3 separate regions of the Homo sapiens genome follow, and all the other regions are linked to region 3. A link is a loop called in an ENCODE intact Hi-C map of the cell type or tissue named here. Cell type or tissue: dorsolateral prefrontal cortex. All regions are shown on one strand.

Region 1 (2,500 bases), 170 kb after region 3:
TAATCTATTTCACTCAAGTTACCTTTTTTCTGTGTGTTCTGATCACTATCATTCGTGTTAGGGGCTTTCTTCAATTGTCTGCTAATTGATCATTGTCTGCTCATGTTCAAGGGTAAATGATTAAAAGCCTGCTCGGATAGTCAAGTGCATGGCAGGCTTATAGACGCTGAAGTTCACTGAAGGGCAGGTTTCTCAGCCTTAGCTCTGTTGACATTGTGGCGTGGACAATTGTTTTTTGGGGTGGGAATGGGGATATTCCTGTGCAATGTAGGATGTTTAGCAGCATCCACAGATAGCAGCAGCACATGCACACACACACACACACACACACACATGCAAACACACATACACTACACACACTACACACACACACACAAACACACACTACACACACACACACGCAAACACACACATACACACACTGCACACACACACTCTCCAGTCTGTGTCTTCAGACATCCCCAAATGTCCCTTTGTGAGCAAAATCATCCCCGTTAGGAACCACTGCTCTAAAGTGACCTGGCTGGGCCAATCATTAGGGAATCCCAGATGTCAGTATCTTCATGTCTTTTCCTTAGAATGGCCCTTAGCCGCACCCTCCCTTCCTTCTCTTTTCAGTATAGATACTCTCTTTTAAAAACTAGCCAAGGCTAGTTCTCCACTCTTTCTGCTTTCATGTGAGTCAGTAATCTGAGATGTTGGACCTCCCTCCGACAGTATATGGGCCGCTCCCCAGCATGCATTAGGATCTAATCTGTTCTGGCTCAGGTTCTGATCATACAGTGATGATGCCTTGCAACAAGGAAAGATGGAGACGAAACCTCTAAGTATCTTGGCTGGGAGCAGCTAAATCATACGGCAAACCCCAACATGGGCACTTGTCCTTAAGATGGCTCAAGAAATCGGGAAGTGTGTCCCTTATTTCTCATTTTAAAATATGAAAGCGTTGACTACGTTGAGGACATCCCCCTCAGTCGTAAGCATTGCCAAGGGAGAGGGGAAGGGGTGTTGCTTTCCCTGCCCTGAATTCCAGTGGAAACCCTAGCTTTCCGACCCCAAAGCTAGCTGCTCAGTGCCACTGAGGCATTCACACATGGAGGAGACAAAAGCTGCATCGACTGGACACATCAAATCTAAACGAAGCCTAGAAAATATCCGTGTTCCAAGTGTTTCCCTTAACACGACTACAGCCGAAAACTCATTCATCAATGTCCTGCCACTTCCCTCCTGTGGGACAAGATTTGGATGCACAGGGCCCGGTGGCTTCCCTCTGTTCCGGTCTCCAACTCACCTGGCCCAGAGACTAGGATGGTGTCCCCTCGCCCCCATTATTAATCACTACGTGTAGTTCGCTCAAAAGTGAATCTGAAGAAAATTTTCCTAAGGGAATGTGAACAGTGAATTTTATGGTATGTGAAATGTATCTCAATAAAGCCACAAAAAAAAAGTGAATGTCGATGGAGTGATTTAGGAATTACACTATTTGTATTCACACAAACTGGGGAGATGATTTCCAATTTCAAAGACGGGAGCCCTTAAGTATAAACCCTAAAAATAAACCCAGGACCCCTGAGCCATGTGCAGGTGATATGGAAGGTCCCTGGGCCGGTTCCCAAGAGGCCACTCTTCAGGAAGACCCAGGCACAGAGACCTTCTCACTAGCACTGGTAGGACAGTCTGAACTGAGCACTGCCCCGTGATTTCAGTGTTTGTCACCACGTCTGAAAAGTCCTGACAAAGCCAGCCAGACTGTCCTGAAAGTAGATGGCACAGCAACTGTGGCAAGGCTGGTAAAGTCTGAAGGAGATAGGTCAGGGACCTCCGTGCCCATCTCACGCAAGTAGTGTGTGTGTGTGTGTGTGTGTGTTACAGAGAGAGATCATGAAGGACATTGGCACACAGCCTTCTCTCTGTCACATCTGCCATCCTGGCCAGCAGGGGCGCATCTGGGAGAGGTGGAGGGGACGCCTTTCGGCATCTGGGTGGCATTTTTGTGCTGCCATCAGTGGGTTGGATTTTTCCGAATTCTGACTCCACCAGCAACAGAGTCTTGGGCAGTGTTATTAGTCTGCTTGGGCTGCCATAACAAATACCATGGATTGAGCGTCTTAAACAACAGAAATTTAGTTTCTCACAGTTCTGGCAGCTGGAAGTCTAAGATCATGTCAGCAGGGTTGGTTTCTGGTGAGGCCTCTCTCTCTGGCTTGCAGGTGGCTGCCTTCTTCCTGTGTCCTCACAGAGCCTTCCCTCTATGTGCTCACATGCCTGCTGTCTCACTGCATGGCAAAATGTTCTCTTTTACTTAAAATTTTTTTAGGGATGGGGTCTCAGTCTTTCACCCAGGCTGGAGGGCAGTGGTGTGATCATAGGTCCCTGCAGCCTGGAACTCCTGGGCTCAAGTGATCCTCCCATCTCAGCCTCCCAAATACCTGGGACTACAGATGTGCACCATCATGCCTGGATAAATTTTTTTTAATTTTTTTGTAGTTAGGGGTCTTGC
Region 2 (2,500 bases), 650 kb after region 3:
TTTTTCTCCTGGGCTAACAGGAAAGAAAGAACATCTGTGCCTCATTTCCCAGCCCAATTCAGGAACATGATTGACAGATCTCTCTTTCCTTCACTAAGTGGAATATAATTTTTAAGTTAAATTATCTCTTGTTGCATAGATTAACTGCTTAATCAGGATCCATCTGCTCCTGTTGCTTAGCTATAAGCCAAACTCCCCTCTTTCATTAAAATTTGGATACCTCTTTTTTGTCCATTCATATTTATAAAATAAAATTAGCAAGTAGTGAGAGCTCTATCAGTATTTGGGCAAGTTACTCTTTCATTTCCTCAGGAAGGCCAACTGTTACCATTAAGAAAAGCAGTTGACAGATTCATTAAGTGATTTTGCTTCCAGGTTGAGATTTTATGTTTTCCTCCAAGTCTCTTGTGGCCTTTTTTCTTGTAAATAAAGGAACTGAGGTCCAAAGAGGTTAAGCCATAGGACTTTGATCTCTTACCTCTCTTACCTCTCAGTCCTGAGTTTTGCTACCAAACCATGAAACACCCGCTTCCTGGGACTGCAGCCCTGAAATGCTCCCACTACTAATTTCCTCCCTTGAGGAACTTTAGAGTTTTAGAAAGGACTAGTGATTGTTGCTTCCACGCTATATTCCTTCTCCTTCTTACAAAGACCACAGGGACCGATGCAGGGAAGGTTGTAAGGCTCTACCTCAGCCCCCTCCACCCTGCACACTAAGACCGTGTCATCATCAGAAACTTCTCCATGACCACAGTCTTTCTCTGCCACCAAAATGTCCCATACCCCAGATGGCTTACTCAGTCGTGCCCAATACAGCAGTTCGTCAACATCAATGGGTACTTTGGCCCACCTCCATTCTCCGTATTCACTCTTCCTTTATTTGCCTCCAATCCAACTCAGATTTCATGTTATATCACTCTCTTGGCCAAATCCTAAACCTCCTTAGTCTCTCTCTACTTGTACTGCATCCACCTGGCAAAAACCTAAATCTGTATGAATGCCACAGTCTACCTTCTCCATCCCTCAGACAGCTGAGTACAGCAAGAGAAAGTTCCCTAAACGAGCAGAAGGTTCCACCATAAGCTTAGTCACCAACTGCTTGCTAAATAACACCCAACAATTCTATCTTTCTCTAGCCAAACTGCCATGTGAGTCTTCAAACCTGCCCTCTCCCCAAATGTTCATTCCCAAGCAGATGGTCTGACCTGGTAAAAGCATCAGACAAAAACTCTCTCAACTGCCTCTCTCTCCCTCAGTGCACATCTGTCTTTCCACCTGTTCTCCCTTTCTTTACTTTTACAAAGGAGGAAAGGATATATTCCTAAGGTCAATCCTTCCATGTGTACTCTGGAGCCCATTCTTAGGAAACTTGGACTTTTCATTATTCCCTTTTTCCAGAGGTTCAACTCCTCTCTAATGGGAATTTCCTATCAGCATTTACTCTGTCCTCTTAGAAAAGAGAAGAGAGGGGGGAAAAGGAAAGGGAAAAGAAAAGAAAAGGGAAGAATAGAAGAAAAATCTCCTTTGCTGTCAAATCCCCTCCCACTATGCCCATCCCATATCACAGCCAAACTTCAAAACCTATCTACCCATCTGTTTACTAGAGGTCCTCTCTGCATATCCCATCTATGTGGGGGTTTGCATAGAGAACATCAATACTCAAACAAAAGAAGAGCTGCTCCCGCTGAAGTGGAGATACACTATTGCTCGGTCCCCACCTCAGCATTGCTCAGTAAACCTAAGGTTCTGTGGAACTGTTAGATACAGCTAGGTTCCTCTTCAAACAGCTTGTCCAGTTCCCCTCTTCTTTATTCTCTAGTTCCAAGTTCCACCCCCCACTCCCCGCTTTTGCTGAGCCTTAACGTGTCTAAATATGCCTAGACATGCCACAGCCCTGTTCCACATTCCTTTCCTTATGTAGAAATAGGTTAGCTTTCTAGTCGCCTGCAGGTGACCACTTCCTCCTCTCCCTCTCTCCTCTATCATGCGCCTACCTTGTCTAAGAAAGTTTAAATGTTTAGCCAATCAGGACTAGTTTAGATTGTGTGGTCCAACCCCAGCTAATGGGGGAAAGACACAGACACAGAATCTGTGTTGTTCTCCTTTGTTCTGTGTGTTCTCATGGTGGCTAGGCCTATGAGCAGCACCCTTCTGCAGAAGAAAACTGGCCTTGCTGAGAAACTTTTTGAGTGTTCATTTTCTTTGTGGCCCTGAGCTCTTACTTCCAACAGAACCTATAAAACCACTGCTCAAGGCAAGCAGAACAGCTTTGTAGACTTGTCCCTCGAACGTTATGCCATTGAGTCTTAGTTCATTTTTTTTCCTTAAACTTGAAATTCCAACAAATGAAAATTCCATAAGAAGCAGCAGCTGTTCCATGATGTATCTATTGTCAGTGTCTTGAAGAGTGATGGGTACACAGTTAAGTACTCAACAAATACACACTGATTGAATGATGCTCTTCCTCCTAAGTGCCTGTCAAAGTCAGTCTTCGGTGTCA
Region 3 (2,500 bases):
TGTCAGTGTCAGCTCCCATCACAAAGGAGGGACAAGTAACAGCCTACTCTTCCAGGCCAGGCCTCCTCCCACAGCTGTCGGCCTTAGGCATAGTCTGTGTGTCTTGAGTTGTCCAGCGTCCTGGTGGAAGGCTTTGCTTCCTAAGTGTCTGTAATGCATGGGGCTCATCTGGGGCCAGCTGACATAGCAGGCTGCGTGCCGTGCAGTCCTGGCCTGTCCAGCCTGCACCTCAGTGCTCTGTGCTGGGTCCCCTTCCCTGGAGGACACAGAGCCACAACCTCCCCCAGCAACAGCAGCCACATGCATTTCTTTTCTTTATTTTTTATTTTTTTTTTCAAAAAGGACATGAGGTCTCACAAAATTGACATATAATATGTTAATAAAATTGTTTTTAAACTATGAGAGTTAAACTTAACTCTCTGGTTAAGCTTTAACTCTTTAACTCTCTGGGTTAAGCTTTCAATTTTGCTCTGAACTCATGTCCCAGGACTCATGTCCACACCAACGAGTAGAATCATCTTTAAAGAAACCACGCCGGCTGGGTGCAGTGGCTCCCACCTGTAATCCCAGCACTTTGGGAGACTAAGGAGGGTGGATCTCTTGAGATCAGGAGTTTGAGACCAGCCTGGCCAACATGGCAAAACCCCATCTCTACTAAAAATGCAAAAAAGTAGCCAGACATGGTGGCTGGCACCTGTAATCCCAGCTACTCAGGAAGCTGAGGCAAGAGAATTGCTTGAACCTGGGAGGCAGAGGTTGCAGTGAGCGGAGATCGCGCCATTGCACTCTAGCCTGGGCAGTAACAGCGAAACTCCATCTGAAGAAAAGAAAGAAAAGAAAGAAGAAGGAAGGAAGGAAGGAAGGAAGGAAGGAAGGAAGGAAGGAAGAAGGAAGAAAGGAAGAAAGGCAGAAAGGCCCGCCCTCGCCACATATGATGTTGACCTTTGCTGTTTTCTACCCCATCCTATTCCATTTTGTAGGATGCTGGGGCAGCTCCCTCAACTAATTCATGCCCCAGGAATTGGAATATCCACAAGGGTTTAGAAAACTGTCCCCTCCACTGAGAGCCCTCTGAGGACAGGGCTATCTCTTCCTTGCCCTGAGCCTGGCATACAGTAGGTGCTTATTGAAGCCTTGAGAACCTTAGTGAGGGGTAAGGAAAGAGGCTGGGGATGGAATTTGTGAGGTGGTACATAGTGAGAATTGAGAAACTTAGGGTGTGTCCCTTTTTGCCCCAGCTGTGAGGAAGTTCAAACCATGACTTTGAGACCTTTAAAACTACTTATCTTGAGTTTGTGTCTAGTGGAGAACCAGCTGTGAGCCTCATGAAGCCTGTCATCACAGTTCGTTAATTTGAGGACTGAGCTCTCTCGCGGCTCAGAAGACAGACGACTATTTGAGCAGATTTGTGTGGGCAGAGCTGGATTCACTCCAACTACCAAGTTAGAATTGTTAGAGATTGCATTTTGCAACACCAAAATGAACCAGCGTGGAAGATTTTAGAAGCATGGAAAATTAAACCTAGAAAGACCATAGGGAAACATCCAGCCAACTCTCCCATTTTAAAAGTGAAGGATTTAGGCTGGGCATGGTGGCTCATGCCTGTAATCCCAGGGAAGCTGAGACGGGTAGATCACTTGAGGTCAGGAGTTCGAGACCAGCCTGGCCAACATGGTGAAACCCCATCTCTACTAAAATACAAAACTTAGCTGGGCACGGTGGCACACACCTGTAATCCCAGCTACTTGGGAGGCTGAGGCAGGAGAATTGCTTGAGCCTGGGAGGCGGAGATTACAGTGAACTGAGATCGCACCACTGCACTCCAGCCTGGGTGACAGAGCGAGACTCCGCCTCAAAAAATAAAAAATAAAAATAAAAATAAATAAAAGTAAAGGATTAGTAAATCCTAGATTACTTGCCCAAGATCAGGAAAAAGACAAGAACCCAAATATACTAGCTCCCAATTCAACATTCTTCTTATTATTAAACATTGCCCCTTTCAAAAACTTTGGATTTCATCCTCGTCATATTTCAGTACTCTTGTTGATTTATTTTGGGTTTATCTGATCAAGAACTAACATTTCAGAGGTGTTAGGATTGATCAGTGTTACTGCTTTGTGAAAGGAAAATAACATCTCAGGATTCCATTTCACTAAGCCGAAAGGAAAAAAAATAAGCTGAAGGCTGGGCCGTGCAAGAAACTGCCTTTCCTTCTGTTCGTAAGCAGATTGCTACAGATGAAAGGCCAGATATCTCCACAGGTAGCTACTCTATGTTCACTTTATCTTGGGTAAAGTGCTAATTTACTGACCACAAAATGAATACATGTTGCCGGGTGTGGTGGCTCACAACTGTAGTCCCAGCACTTTGGGAGGCCAAGGCGGGTGGACTGCCTGAGCTCAGGAGTTCGAGACCAGCCTGGGCAACACAGTGAAACCCTGTCTCTACTAAAATACAAAAAATTGGCAGGGCATGGTGGCATTCGCTTGGAATCCCAGCT

Evidence for each region. Hi-C counts contacts between places; a loop is a spot of excess contacts. Peaks named below come from ENCODE experiments on the same cell type or tissue, not always from the same donor. Only the 100,000 strongest peaks of a DNase experiment are listed, where the experiment ranks them.
Region 1: a loop joins it to region 3, with 2.8 times the contacts of the local background. A loop is called at or near these places in 9 of 110 quality-filtered maps.
Region 2: a loop joins it to region 3, with 4 times the contacts of the local background. A loop is called at or near these places in 23 of 110 quality-filtered maps.

The regions. Positions count from the first base shown.
Region 1 is chr15:99,743,778-99,746,277 of GRCh38, reverse strand. No RefSeq gene overlaps it. Among named protein-coding and RNA genes, the nearest start is that of LYSMD4, 12 kb to the right of the region's middle. In dorsolateral prefrontal cortex, no CTCF peak of the experiment used is centred here; no DNase peak of the experiment used is centred here.
Region 2 is chr15:99,263,729-99,266,228 of GRCh38, reverse strand. The region is part of intron 2 of LRRC28 (leucine rich repeat containing 28); the gene reads right to left. Among named protein-coding and RNA genes, the nearest start is that of LRRC28, 13 kb to the right of the region's middle. In dorsolateral prefrontal cortex, no CTCF peak of the experiment used is centred here; no DNase peak of the experiment used is centred here; H3K27ac peaks cover 395 bases.
Region 3 is chr15:99,910,889-99,913,388 of GRCh38, reverse strand. No RefSeq gene overlaps it. Among named protein-coding and RNA genes, the nearest start is that of LYSMD4, 180 kb to the right of the region's middle. In dorsolateral prefrontal cortex, no CTCF peak of the experiment used is centred here; a DNase peak (open chromatin) is centred at 1,380.